Regions from separate parts of the Homo sapiens genome. Here regions 1 and 3 are each linked to region 2. A link is an interaction called in ENCODE POLR2A ChIA-PET data of the cell type or tissue named here. Cell type or tissue: MCF 10A. All regions are shown on one strand.

Evidence for each region. ChIA-PET counts read pairs that join two places held together with the same protein. Peaks named below come from ENCODE experiments on the same cell type or tissue, not always from the same donor. Only the 100,000 strongest peaks of a DNase experiment are listed, where the experiment ranks them.
Region 1: POLR2A ChIA-PET joins it to region 2 with 23 read pairs; 8 of 35 experiments call an interaction of 5 or more read pairs at or near these places.
Region 3: POLR2A ChIA-PET joins it to region 2 with 12 read pairs; 21 of 35 experiments call an interaction of 5 or more read pairs at or near these places.

Annotation. Positions count from the first base shown.
Region 1 is chr15:63,519,861-63,524,860 of GRCh38, reverse strand. All of the region lies in intron 1 of USP3 (ubiquitin specific peptidase 3), which reads right to left. Among named protein-coding and RNA genes, the nearest start is that of USP3, 18 kb to the right of the region's middle. In MCF 10A, no CTCF peak of the experiment used is centred here; a DNase peak (open chromatin) is centred at 2,440.
Region 2 is chr15:63,598,121-63,603,120 of GRCh38, reverse strand. FBXL22 (F-box and leucine rich repeat protein 22) reads right to left here. Exons shown (of 2, transcript NM_001367807.1): 2 at 1,880-2,424. The coding sequence ends at 2,082. It overlaps USP3-AS1 (USP3 antisense RNA 1), which reads left to right and starts at 2,294. Exons shown (of 3, transcript NR_034080.1): 1 at 2,294-2,532. RefSeq lists silencers at 1,553-1,682, 2,103-2,392 and enhancers at 1,380-2,197, 2,460-3,177. In MCF 10A, a CTCF peak has its summit at 3,368; DNase peaks (open chromatin) are centred at 2,280 and 3,390.
Region 3 is chr15:63,512,416-63,517,415 of GRCh38, reverse strand. The region is part of intron 1 of USP3 (ubiquitin specific peptidase 3); the gene reads right to left. Among named protein-coding and RNA genes, the nearest start is that of USP3, 10 kb to the right of the region's middle. In MCF 10A, no CTCF peak of the experiment used is centred here; a DNase peak (open chromatin) is centred at 2,555.

The DNA.
Region 1 (5,000 bases), 78 kb after region 2:
ATATGGCAGAAGTGATTCTATGTCAACCTGCAACTCCAGGCCTTATGAAATCCACAGCTCCCTCTTGCTATTGCTTGAAATGCTTGCTCTTGGGAGAGCCAGCCGCCATGTAAGAAGTCTAATTACCCAGAGACCAACATGCTGAGAGAAGCCCAAACCATGTGCAGGGAGACTGGGGAGATTATGACACCACTGGGGGACAGAGAGACACCAAGGAGCACAGAGGTACCAGACAGGTGAGTTAAGAAGACTCCAGAACATCCTCCTCCAAAGTGTCTTCTTAACACACGTCTGGTAACTCTGTGAGTCCACGTTCTCCACCTGATGCAATCCCAGGCAAGTTCTTCCTGAATTCTTGGCCCACAAAATTATAAGCAAAATGAAATGGTTGCTTTAGGCTTCTAGGATGTATGGCTGTTTGTCATGCAGCAACAGATAACCAGACCACCACTTAACAGAGGGAGCAGTATCAGTGATGCAGCATCATCCACACCCACCAAACAACTCACTGGAATGACTGACCTGTTGTTTAGGAAAAGTGAGGATGCAAAAGAAACTTCAGAAGGTTTTACCCAGTAGGATTCAAAGCTATCCAATGACTATACTACTCCCTCTACAACAGAAGTAGTGAGAGTAAAGACTTGATATTTATCTTCAACTAAGCTGCCACTGTCCTTTGGACTAAATCTTTGTGTATCACATCAATATTTTAATAACTCAAATCTAGATGTGCCACCTCTATCTCAGGACAACCTAATTCTTGAGCACAAACATCATTCCTAACAATAACTCAGTAACAAGTAAGTTTAAAACCTTCAAATTTTCAAAAGCACTATTTCCATAGAAATCCCAAATTCTAGGTAAAGATTCTTAAGAAAGTGCCATAAACAGTGGCAGAAATTCCTTTTGTCTTCATTAAAAGGCACAAATCCTTATCCTTCCTTCCTTTTGCTTCTTTGGATTATGTTACTTAATAAGCATTCTAGGAAACCCCAGGCTTTACTGAAGGTTGAACTTGGAAAAATGCTTCTAAATAATTACAAGACTTGAGAACATTACTCATTCTGCTTCTATTTCTCTTTACCCCAAGAGTTCTGACATATTCCTCAGCCAGCATGACTTGATCCCCATCATGCCCAGCAATGCCTGATCCCAGGCCTTTGTAAGCTGGAACTACTCACAATTTTCTCACAAAATTCCTAGCAAATTGTTCCACAACTGACCTAAAAAGGAAGGGGCACAGTGACCAGGAAACTCTGCTCCACATTGTTTTAGCTGAACTAGCCAAATTCCTTTATCACCTGCCCTTGAACCCTTCGAGAAGAATTCCTTCCCTCTTTTATACAAAAATGTACCAAACAGAATGAGTTGCCTTTGTAGGAATTTGTTCCACTGCAGACTCAAAATAAATATGATACAGGTCATGTGACTTGTATCAAGCACGGGCTTCAGAACCAACTGTCTTAAAGTTGTAGCTCTACTATTTTATTCTATGACCTTACGCTAAGTTCGTTCCAGAGCCTGCCTCCTCTCTGTGAAATGGGTCAAATCCCACCTTCTACCTCACATGGCTATGGTAAAGATTTCATGAGATAAACTACATAAAGTGCACACAGCACAGGGCCTAATCAACGGAAAGCACTCAGTGAATGTCAGTTCCATTCCCTCAAAATCCTCCTACACCAGAATTAAATTAAATTATATTCAAAACACCAAATACTCAATTTTAATAAGCTTATTTCAAAATTGATGTAACTGTTATAACCACCTTAAATGTCAGAATCATTAAATTTTACGTATCTAATGTAAAATACTTCAGGAAAAATGCATTTTAGAAGCACATTTTAACAGATAAGGTTTAGATAATAGAATGCCACTCAGGTAAAACATTTAAGTACAGAAGCAACTCAAGTGTCAAAACTTTATTAGAATACATCAAACTCAGAAGTATTCAGAAAAGACATTAAATCCTGGTTCACTAATCTCATCAACCATAATATACCCTTGGTATCTACTTCATTTAGTGCACTGCCAGTACATTATCAGTATAGCAATGAATAAAATGTCAAAATTCAAATGAACAAAGATGCTAAGTTCTTTAATGTGAACTGTTCTATATTCCAATATCCAATAAAATGGGGTTACAAGCCAAGTCACTTAGAAATACATTTTAATTTCTAACTTTGTTTTAGCAAAGAAGTGAGTAAGAATTTCATATCACACCAGATTTAAGATATGGTTATCAGCTTATCTTTATGGACAAGTAGGTTTTAACCTCTACCCTAAATAATTCAATTCCTCTTCACTCTATTACCTGGTTCTCTTTAAGGAGCAATATCCTTGGTTTAGCAACATCCTTAGAGGCTAATTTTGAGACTGTGCTTTAGCCTACTTTCCCAACCTTTCCCATGTCAGGGCACGCATAGAAAATATCTGTATGACACATGCACATTAACTGAAGAGGCTTCTCACAGCCAGAAATGATTTGTCTGGGAGCACAGCCACCTCTAGGCTGAGGGGATCATTTATTTCAACACATATGTAATCCACTTGTGGCCCCTCTGATGGGAAGCTATGCTAGCCAACCTTTTACGTGGTTATCTAGCAATGCAGGAGGACGTCTCCCTTCTACTCCAATGTTCACTAGCTGGAACAAAAGACTAGAAGTCATTAATCGCCTGAGAGGACTGGGCACAGTGGCTCATGCCTGTAATCCCAACACTTTGGGAGGCCAAGGCAGGAGGATCGCCTGAGACCAGGAGTTCCAGATCAGCCTGGGCAATATAGTGAGACCTCGCCTCTACAACGGGAAAATAACTTGAGCGTGGAAGGTAAGGGCTGCTGTGAGCTAAGATAGCGCCACTGCACTCCAGCCTGGGCAACAAAGCAAGATTTTGTCTCAAATAAACAAATCACCGGAGGAGACCAGCAGCAGCATCTGGGAATCCAAGATGCCATTCCTCTGACGATCTACAGTTCATAACCATCAATCCTCTGAGGCCTATCAGAGAAAACAGATGCTGAAATCCTTATTTCTATCCCATGTATAATTGTCTTGTCCTACTGCCATTCTATAACTCCAGGGAGTGGCCACTCAACAGTTCAACATGAAGGAACCTCTTGTGAATTAAATTAAATGGAAGAGAGAAGTATCCGAAACAGCTGGTCTGAGCCGAGCTGACAGAAAAGCACTGATGAGTGTGTACAAGGAACAGTTAACTGCTTAAAATGAACCCTGACCCAGGGCCTATGATCGGCTACTACTTGACTAAAAATGTCCCCAAGGCTACTTCCAGCTCTCTAATTTCAAGGTTTCCCAACAGAAAAATAATTACGATAGATAAGTATTTCACTTCAACAGCCTTGGATACATTTCTAAGACCACAGTGGAAGTGTGGAGTAGGCAGACAAATAGCTTGAAGTATTATCTTACATATTGCTGCTCACACAATTAAAAAGTTAATTTTTTTGTGTGTTCTTCCCTGAAGATACCTGATAATACAAAAATATCTTTGTACAAGGGTATTAACTGCTGCATTATTTGTAACTACAAATATTGGAAACAACCTAAATGCCCACATATAGGAGATGGGTTGAATTCACTGTCGCACATCCACAGATGGAGTACTAGAAGCTGTTTTAAAAAAGAGAATAAGGAAAATTCCTACAAACATGGAGTGACATCCAGGATATACAGCTAAATGAAAAAAAAAAAAAGTCCAAAAGAATGTATCTAGTTTGCTATCTTTTGTGAGGGAAAAAAAGAAAATACCCACCTGCTTTTCTTTACAAAAAGAAACACAGGAAAGATCAATCAGAAATTAATGAAATTGGTTGTCTACAGGGGGTGGGTAGGAGTGAGCGGCCGGCATTAGGTAGTGACATTGCTTAGCACAGCTTTTTGTGTAGTTTTAACTTTTGGAACCATGATAATGTTTTATATACTCAAAAAGCAAAATAAAATCAGTAAGGATGAGATTTTAAAAATCTTAAAATGGGGCCAGGCATGGTGGCTCATGCCTGTAATCCTAGCACTTTGGGAGGCCAAGGTGAGCAGATCACTTGAGGTCAGGAGTTCAAGACCAGCCTGCCAACATGGTGAAACCCTGTCTCTACTAAAAATACAAAAATTGGCCGGACATGGTGGCCCACGCCTGTAATCCCAGCCACTCGGGAGGCTGAGGCAGGAGAATCGATTGAACCTGGGAGGCGGAGGCTGCAGTGAGCCGAGATTGCATCATTGCACTCCGGCCTGGGGACAAGAGCAAAACTCCATCTCAAAAAAAAAAAAAAAAAAAAAAAAAAATCTAAAACAGAAATCAAACAAACAAATGAACAAACTTTATGTTAAATAAGTGTATTAAAAGGGAGACTAAAACTAAACCAAATAGCTTTTTAACATAGTACTTTTTATGTTTTCAGTATACAGACAAAAAGAACTGTAAACAAATTTGAACTTGAGTTATAAGGGGTTTTCTTTACAATGGTATGGGTTAGCAATTCTGGAACTATTTTCTCTGATTATAGAATTGTGCAAATGAGTACACACTCATTGTAGATAATGGGAACCAGTTCTTACTGTTGGAGAAAGGTGTTACAAATATGGAAAGGGGCAAGACTAGGCTTGTGGTGTTGAATGAAATTGTAGGTATCAGTATAAAATCATGGTGATAAACACACAAATACACACAGACATAAACAGATGTAGATATGCTTATTTATTTATATTTCTCAGCTCTACTGTGCTGAGAGATCTTAGTTTATAAACATTATTCCCAGCCAAAAAGAATGAGGGCTACTTGGAGAAATGGCTAATTCCAAGGCTGCAACAGGCTAAGTACAAGATGAGCCTGGAACATCTTGTGCGAGAAAGTAAAAAGGGCTCAAAGAATGACGGCGCGTGCCCAAATCACAGCTTAAGGGTGCTCCCACCAGCTAAATATAAGCTAATTTGAGCCTCAAAATAAATAATGATGAGTACCTTAGAATAAAAAAAAACC
Region 2 (5,000 bases):
TCTCAAGATTAGCCACTGAAACTTCTAAGACATCACACAATTAAATAGTAGCATACAGTTAGATAAATGAAAAGGGAGCATATCTGGTGAGAAAGGGGAGGGACGTGGAGTCTATTTTAAGGCTAAGGAGAAAGGATTTTGAGTTTCCTCAAGGTTATATCTTGAAACTCAAGAGAATGGGAAAAAAGTTTAAAAGCATGTTGAAGTTAAGCTGCGGGCTGCATTGCTTCTCAGATACCTGCTACTCAGCTTCCCTCCTCATTCACTCTGCTCCAGCCACTCTGATCTCCTTGCACATGAGCCATGCCTGTAGTCCGCGGCCTCTGCACTGACTGTTCCTCTGCCAGGAGTATCTATGCCCCCTGCCTCACTTCATGCCTCAGATGTCATCTTCTCAGTGAGGCTTACATTGGTCAACCCTTTCTCAGAGGCTTCACCCCCCAATCTCTTGCCAGCAATCCCTAATAGCCCTTGTTACAGCCTGCACTTTTTTCCAAATACTTTCTACCATTTTTTTTTTTTTTTTTTTTTTTTTGAGACAAGAGTCTCTCTGTCGCCCAGGCTGGAGTGCAGTGGCACGATCTTGGCTCACTGCAAGCTCCGCCTCCCGGGTTCACGCCATTCTCCTGCCTCAGCCTCCTGAGTAGCTGGGACTACAGGTGCCCGCCACCACGCCCGGCTAATTTTTTGTATTTTTTTTTAGTACAGACGGGGGTTTCACCTTGTTAGCCAGGATGGTCTCGATCTCCTGACCTCGTGAATCGCCCATCTTGGCCTCCTAAAGTGCTGGGATTACAGGCATTGAGCCACCGCACCTGGCCCTTCTACCCTCTTATATACCAGTTACCTGTTGTCTCTTCCCCCACTAGAAGGTAAGCTTCATGAGAACAGAATTTGTCTTTTTCCTTGCCGTTTCCCTATTTGAGCAATGAATTAAGGAACCTGTGAGTAGGGATCAAGCTCCTCTTTCACACAGAAGAAACACCTGGCCTGGGAGGGGTAAAGGGCTTTGTCGCAGCTGGCGCTGGGTGGAGCCGGAGTGTGAACAGCGCCCATCACAGTGCTCCTCGCCTCTTCCACCCACCCAGAATTCTCCCCAGTGACCCAGGACCAGGCGGCTGCCGGGGGGCCGAGAGCCTTCACTAAATGTGACACATCAGTGACTACAGCCCTGAAATTCAAATTGGAAGCCTAGGCTTGTGCTCATGTCCAGCAAATCCAACAGGTGAAAAATCTAGCTTGTCAGCTTATAATGGTTCCATTATCAAAAGCTTAGCCAGGGCTGCTGGTTTTGTTTTTGTTTAGTTTGAGGCTTTTTTTTTCTTCCAAATCATTTCTTTTTCCCTTATGAGAACAGTAGAAAATATGGGTAACTATGCAGTTTATGTAAGCATTCAACAATTGGGAGCGAATTTTCTACAATCGCGAGTGCGGTCACTGCGGGAACGCATCCGCCCCAGGAAAGGTGGGCGGGCAGACGCGCGTGCGGGCAAAACCGCAAGGAGGAGCGGCTCGGTGGCTCCTTCTGCCCGTGCGCCCCTGCTTCCCCTCCTCCTGCTTCACCGAGATCACCACCGGGGCTCCTGGAGGTGGCGGTCCCCAGGACACTCCGGGAGCCGGCGGGGTCTCGCTGGGTCGCTCCGCCCGGAGGCTCCCCAGACCCCTGCGCGCGGCAGCCCTGGCCCCCGTCACCCCCGAGCGCAAGTCGGCGAACTCCGAGTGGTCAGGTCCTCCCCACCGAGGTGATTTCGGTCCAACGGCGATCGGAGTCCCCGAGGACGGTGCAGGCGCCTCCCGCCTCCGTGGGGAGCGCACAGCAGAAAGCCTGGGGCGGAAGCAAGAGGGGAAAGGCGGTGGTGTTGAGTGAGAACCAGCCGAGTGTTTTCCAAATATCCATTTAATCTTGCGTTTATCCTATGTATAAAATCGTAACGTGAGGTAGGCTTTCTTATCCCCACTGTGCAGACGGGGAAAATGAGGCTCAGAATATGCGGTGGTGGTCTGAAGGTGGAAGAGCTGGGTTCGAAGCCAGGACGGTCTGGGGCTGCGCTCCTTCCCCGGGGGCAGCGGCGGGGCGGCGTCTAGCGCTGCAGCAGCTTGCCGAGGGCCGCGGCGGGCGCGCGCGGGCGCGGGGGCTGGTCGGGCAGCATGGCGGCGCTGTGCTCTGCCCGCAGGGCCAGGCGCGGGCACGCGGCGCGCAGGCGGCGCAGGCCGGCCGCGCTCACGTTGCGGCAGAAGTCCACGTGCAATGTCTGCAGCGCGCGCCCGTCCGCCGCCACGGCAGCCAACGTGCGGTTGGTGACGCGCGCGCAGTTCTCCAGGCGCAGTGCGCGCAGGCGTGGGCAGCAGCGCAGCAGGCGCGCCAGGCAGTCGTCGGTAACGTGGCCGCAGCCCGAGAGCGTGACGGACGCCAGGTTGGGGCACCTGTGAGGAGAGTGCGGTGACCCGGGGCTCACTGGCTTGTTAAAGCTACCCAACCGCCCCATGGGACCGAGTGGACTCATTTACCGAGGAGGACTCGGGCCCTGCGAGGTGAAGACACTTGGCTGCGATGACACTGCAGGGTTCCAAGTCGGCTTTCTGGCCGGCCCATTTTCCCTCCTCTTTCTGCCCCTGCACCCCACCGTACCTTCATCTGCGTGGGTTCTTGGCTCGTAGCCTTGGGAGCCCCTAGTGGGAAGCCCCGACCCCGGCCCAGCAGAGTCCTGGGGCGGCTGTGGACAGAGGGAATGCCGGTTCCAGGAGCCACAACCCTTGACTCTTTGTTTCGCTCTGGATGTGCTGCCTTGCAGGGGAGCGGTGCTTGGCGATTGCTCCAGTCTAGCTTCAAGCTGAGGCCCCTGAATGTCCCGGCGGGACGTGAGTGGGAAGAGGGATTTGTTTCCTTGGAGGTGGCCTAGTGACAGGCCCATCCCAACCCTCAAGGCGGTGGGGGCACGCGTTAGCATTGAGTCCGGGTTCAGCTTAGTAGACTAGAGCTGTTCCTGCATCCCCTGGGCCACCAGCCTGGAAAAGGGTAGGGTTCGGAGGCAGCTAGAGGCAAGCCCTGAGCAGGTACAGTCACGGACACCCACCCAGGTCGCTTGGCCAGAAAGCTTGGGGGACCCTCTGCTGCAGCCTCACCAGCCCCTCCCAGCAAAGAAAAGATCTTGAGCCAAGTTAGACTTGGTTTATCGCCGTGTCAGTCACTCACGGAGCCTTCATTTCCTCTGCGTGGGGGGAATAATGTCTACCACTGGGGTTGTGAGGAGCCTGCAACGGGGCCTTCCACAGGCAGTCCTAACCCGCTTTCCCTGGAAACAAACGGGACCAGCCTGCTTCCAGTCCAGAAGGACCGACTAATGGGCCGGGGCCTTGGCTCCCCGCAGCCAGAGGGAGCTAGAGTCTGGGCTGGGGAAGCGTTTCCCTTTCCCTGCCAGCCTCCCCCGCAGCTCCGTGACTGCCCCTGGCTGTGCCAGCTCGGCTCCTTTGTGCCAGGGGAGGGAAGTAAGGAACTTAAATATGTTGGGTGCAGCCAGGTGTCACACCGAGCCCGGGCCTCCTTCAGGTTTGTGTGCCCTCATTAGTCACCCCGTCAACCTCTGCACCCCCAGTTTTGTACATGAAGAAACTGGCTCCGGCAGCTCAGGTGACTGGCTGGTGACTTATTTGCTGTCAGACCCAGGACAGATGTCTGAACCTTGCTGGGCGTCACTTCCTCATTTGTCAAGTGGGAGGAATTGTTACCTTCAAGGTGGTTATAAGGATTAGGTGTTTAAGCCTCAAAGGTGTTGGGTGATCTTTTCTTCTAAGAATCTTTGGAATAATTCTGATACAGGGAAAAAACAAAGAGCGGACTGTCCCCCTGCCCAGCCATCCTCAGCCATTCCTCCCGACCTGAGCTGAGTGCCAGAAGAACCAGATTCAGTAGACGTTCATCAGTACCTACTATGTGCCAGGTGCCACTGTGTCATTTAATCCTCTTACCCTGTTGGATAAGAAAAATTTAGCACATTTTATAGAAGAAGAAATGAGGTTGCAAGAGTTTGAAGTATTTGAGCTGGGGTCACATGGTTGGACGAGCTGAGCGGCTCAGCAGAGTGCTGACAGCAAAGCCCTTTGCTCTTTATGTGACAGCAGGGCCCCTTGCTTGATCAGTACAGTGGCCTGGGAGGTCCACTTCACACCTTGCAGGTTTGGGGCATTAAGCTCGGTTCTCTTACAGTAAGAATGGAACAACTTCAGGACATGTTGTGCCATTCGCCTCCCCCCAACCCCCACCCATGTCACTCTAGTCTAATTCCTGGGCCTTGTTAAGCCCATCAAAATAGCCTTGTCCAGTCGGGGCCCAACCCCAAGTCCATCTTCTGTTTTCTTCCTACCAGCTCAAAAGAAAGGTGGGGTCACTACGCTGTTTCCTTCCACTCCTGTCGTGCTGCCAGCAAATAGCAGCTATGAACTTGGGTGGCAGTAAACTGGCTGAGTCTAGTTTTCCATGAACAGCCAGGGCCAGTTTGTTATATGATCAAGGGGGTGTTTTTCCTCAAAGGCAGCACGGGACTGGCAGAAGCTCAGTGAGAGGCTGGTTGAATAGCTCTGTGTTCTTGCCTGGGCCGCTCTGCCCATGAGGCTGGGACCATGGAGGGAGCCTGGCCTGGTGGTTCAGTGTCTATGTCTGTGTCTGGGGTGGGGGTTAGCAGATAAACACAAGATGTATTTGGGACATACTTACACTAAAATATTATTCACTGTTTATCTGAAATTCATATTTAACTGGGCAGCCTATATATTTGCTAAAATCTGGCAACCCTAGACTGGGCAAATCATACCACCTCGTGGAGCATCAGTTTGCTAATTTGAAAAATTAGGCTAAGCCACCCTCCTTAGGAATACTGTGTAAATCAGTAATTCATCTACTCCTGGAGTCTGGTTTGGCTCAGCTGACCTGAGCACCCTGGCTTCTCCACCTCTGGCTCCCCACCCTCTCTTTCCTCCGTAGTTTCCCAGGCCTTGAGGGCTGC
Region 3 (5,000 bases), 86 kb after region 2:
AGAAATAGAAACCATACAGGGAGCACAGCAAAACTTCAAAACCAACATACTCTGAACTGCTGGAGTGGTAAGAGAAGATACTGCAAAACAATAGCAAGAGGATATGTGAAAAAGGAATGATTGGGAAATGAGAAAGAGCTCTTAAAATTTTTAAATACAATGATCAAAATTCAACAGAAGGAATGGAAGAAAAAATATCAAGGAAATTGGGGGGAGTGGGGAGGGATAGCATTAGGAGATATACCTAATGTTAAATAAGCCTAATGACGAGTTAATGGGTGCAGCACACCAACATGGCACATGTATACATATATAACTTACCTGCACATTGTGCACATGTACCCTAAAACTTAAAGTATAATATAATAAAAAAAAAAATCAAGGAAATATACCAGAAACTAGAACCAAAAGGCAAAGAAATAAGAAAATCAGAGACTACACTCAGGACACCCAACATCCAACTAATAAGAGTTCCAGAAAGAAAAAAAAGAATAAATTGGGGGATATAAGTATGGGGGGAGGAGCACACTATCAAATTTATAGTACAAAAAAATGTCTTTTAACTCAAGGATGTGAACCTATACATAAAAAAATCCCTTCACTTCCTATTAAAAATAAAATAAAAAAAAAACTACCCATGCCCAGCCATATTTTGAAATTTCAGAATACAGAGGATGAAAAGAATACCTTAAAGAATTATAGGAAAAAGAATAAAAGGACATATGTGGAGGAGGAAATCAGGAAGGCATCAGGTTTCTCAACAGCAACTCTGGGAGCCTAGAAACAAACCAACAATGCCTTTAAAACTCTAAAGGAAAATTATTTTCTTACTAATATTTTCTATTCAGCCAAGCAATCAAGTATAAAGGTAAAATAAAAATGTCAGACTTGCAAAGGCTCAAAAATTTACCTCCCTTAATGTGCCATGCAATTAGAGAAAAAAAAATTACCTCCTGTGAGAAAGGAGCTTGATGTACTCCAGCAAAACAATGAAATAAACCAAGAAAAACAAGACATGGGATCCAAGAAATAAGGGATCTAATATTATAAGAGAACAACAGAGGGAATCACACGATAAAAACTGTCCAGCCTGGAGAACTATTTCAAATGACAGCAGAGGTCAGAGGGCTCTGGAAAGGATTTTAGAAAAGAGTTAGTGCTTGGAGATTATCTAATCCGTTGAATGGGTTAAAAAATAATATTCACAGACCTTTGACAGGTTTAAAGGAACATTTAAGAGAAAATGTGTCTAAGGTAAACTAAGCAATTTTTAAAAGAGGCAATTATTGACTCAAGAAAAAATAAAATGTTGGACAAGAAAGAAAAATGAATCACTATAGTAACCAAAATATGTAATCTAATTATATTGGGAAATGGAGAGACTGAAGGGCAAGTGGTGCAAACACTGAAGTCTTCATTTACCACAGCAAGATATCAAGGAATAATACCTAAAAATGACAAATTAAGAAATAACAGAGCATTGGTTAGAATTATGCAGGTAAATATGAGAGAGAATGCTAAATAGAGCCTACAGAGATTGTCTGTGGACAGCAGGACTGAGAGTGGAGGCGAGGAAGACTAAAATTCTATTTTAAGCCCTTTGATACTATTACCTGTCTCTGTATATTTCAGAAATGTGTATTACTGTTCTGAAAACATGAATTAATCTTCATATGGTAAATTGATGTAACATAACAATTCATGAAATTGCTCAATTTTTATCTTTTTTATTAAAAAGTCTAAAATATATTACACAGCATAAAAATTAGAATAGCAGTTTATCATTTGGGGTCAGGCACCTACTGAATTCCTTATTCCCACTGCAGAGTTAATGATATGTGTCCTCCACTAGCAAATGTAATTTCAAAGCTGGCCAAAACTTGTCATCTATATGTTAAGAGATCCAGATACCTACAGAGCCAAAGAAGAGAGGGGCATCTGGTCCTGCTGACTTCCCACACAGAGGCAAATTCTGGTCCACGGGGCTGCCCCCAACCCCCAACTGGCTGTAGCATTTTACTCTATTTTTAAATGGATTCCTTATGCTTTCACCATGAAATGGAAACAACATATAGAAACAATGTGTGTGAAACAACATATTCTCAAAAACTGTAATGCACTAAACAAATTTGTTATGGTTCCTTCTACCACAAATTCAGACTTATTCAGACCTATTTTGGTGAAAAACACCTAATGAAGCTATTATGCCACTCTTGATCTTCATTTTAAATACTGGAACTGGGCTCCTCCTACCTCTAAACGAGGGGAAAGGATAGTGGGAGGAAGGATAAAAACCACTAAAGCCAAAGGAGATTACTAAATCAGAGTCAAAATGGGCCATTTTTGCCTTTGGAAGACCAGACACAAATAGCTTCAAAAAATTATTAGGAGCTCAAATTGTTTCAAAAATAACTTTCCCTATGAAGCTGATCATATAGAAAATAAAAACAAAAGCCATGAACTACTTAAAAATTCTGACATCTAATATCTTCATTTATTTAATACAGCAAGATCTGATGCAATTCCATGCTGTTGCCAACAACCTGAGTAAGCAAGTCCATGGTGAAACAGTGGTGGCACTTCAAAAGACATGAATCAGGTCATAAATGTAAACACCACTCAACTATTATTTCAAAATAATAGTTGCAAGTGTATGCAATATAAGAAAAGACTCGTATATATTTAAGGAAGCACCCCCTCTCACAAGTAAATAAAATAATTAAGAGGTTTAGGGACCTCTTAACATCAAAGACTTTCCTTGGAGAACAATAGGCTTAATATCTGCATTGTACAATTCTCTTCCTCATTCTCTGTGGTTATGTAATAAAGGTTAACACTAAAGTACAAAGTGGAGGGGGAAAAAGTACCACACTTGTACTTACTGGGAAACTCTTTATTCTTTTAAAATCAACGGGACTTATTTTGAAGAAATAGAAAAAAGAAATACAAACTTGGCAAATACGTATACTCTGCCCGAGGGATAGATAATCAATATTTCAGAAAACAGGCACCTGCAAACTCCAAAACCATTAACTATTTCAGTTTTTCTAAATAGCTGTTCTAATTATTTAACCAAAACCAAGAGTCGGAATTTTTTTTTACAATCGATAGAATTTTCAAACATGACCCACATTTTCCCAAAAATCTGTATTATATATTCGAAGAAAAAAACTAGAAATACATATATTTTTTAAATGAGGCTCTAAAAAAAACTATATATAAACAAAACATTCAAAGCAAATAAAATGAAACTAACGCATTTAAGCTCTCAGAATTAAATTCTCATGGCACGAATGTTGAGGTCTGGCAGCTACTTCATACACTTAAGGTGAAGTCTGATCCTTCAGTTTTTATAAAGCAATTTCTCCAATGCTAAAGCATCTCACTATTAATATCCAAAATAATTCACATGGAAATAAGAGTTAATCTTAATGAAACCAAAGAACATTTTACTGTGTGCAACTAAAATTAAAATTTGCTCAACCAGCAATTTGTACCATTGTTGCTCCCACAGTCTCTATATTATACAGTTATTTTTTAAATGCCTAATATAGTAGAACATTTTTCTAACATGTCATCCATCGATTATCTCAGGGAAACATTCCAAGTCAGAAATTTGTTTTCTAGAAATTTCAACTTGATATTCAAAAACTTTAATCAAAATATTACTCCGGCATTGTGCAACAAATGTTCAAAACAAAGTAATGAACAATTTAAATCTATTATTTAAAAAAGAAAACCCACCCAGACTGGTGGCTCATATCTGTAATCCCAGCACTTTGGGAGGCTGAGGTGGAAAGATCACTCAGAGTCAGAAGTTCAAGACCTGGGTAACATCGAGACCCTATCTCTACAAAAAAATTTAAAAATTAGCTGAGCGTGGTGGCACATGCCTGGAGTCCCAGCTACTTGGGAGGCTGAAGTGGAAGGATCACTTAAGCCCGCGAGTTCCAGGCTGTAACGAGCTATGACTGCACCACTGCACTCCAGACTGGGTGACAGAGTGAGACTCCATTTCCAAAAAATAAATAAATAAGCAAAAATAAAAACCTGAGCTTGGTCATCAAGGACAAAGATTTAAAGAAGGTAGAACAATAACTGTACTTTCTTATAATCAGTTAAATTAAACCTGCGGGAATATGACAGTTAATTTCCAGCCTGCTTTTTCTGGTGATGAGGCAGTACAAGAACAGTCCATAAAATTAAGTGTCTTCAGGGTGGGTGAAGGATAAACAGGCCAACAATTTCTACAAAGAAGGCTGTCTTAAACCCAGCTAGAACAAAGAAAAAATAACAGGAGAAAACTTCTACTCAAGAATGGAAACAGCTCACACTGATAGAGCTACTGGATTCTAAAGCAGAGTACAAAGTCTCCAAATAAAATCTAGTTGGTTACAATATCTTTGATATAACCTGGCTTATCTTAAAAATAAACTCACAATTCCCTCTTCAAAGGGTCTTATAAAATTATATTAGCTAGTATTTATTAATTGTGAAGCATCTAACTAATGCAAACACTTAAGACAACTGCAAATTTGATTTTTCAATGTTCAAGTTTAATTTCAACAGTTTTCAAAATCTGAAATTGCCTTCCTAAATTCATCTGCATTGTATACATCCATAAAGAGCACACACTGAAAAGATACACTTCCTTGTATCTTAAGAAAGGGGGAGGCCTGGTGCAGTGGCTCACACCTGTAATCCCAGTATTTTGGGAGGCCGAGGCAGGTGGATCACAAGGTCAGGAGTTCAAGACCAGCCTGGCCAACACAGTGAAACCCCGTCTCTACTAAAAACACAAAAATTAGCCAGGCATGGTGGTGGCTGCCTGTAATTCCAACTACTTGGGAGGCTGAAGCAGGAGAATCACTTGAACCTGGGAGTGGAGGTTTCGGTGAGCTGAGATCGTGCCACTGCACTCCAGCCTGGCCAAAGAGTGAGATTCCGAAGAAGAAGAAAGAAGAAAGAAAAAGAAGGAAGAAAGAAGAAAGAAAAAGAAA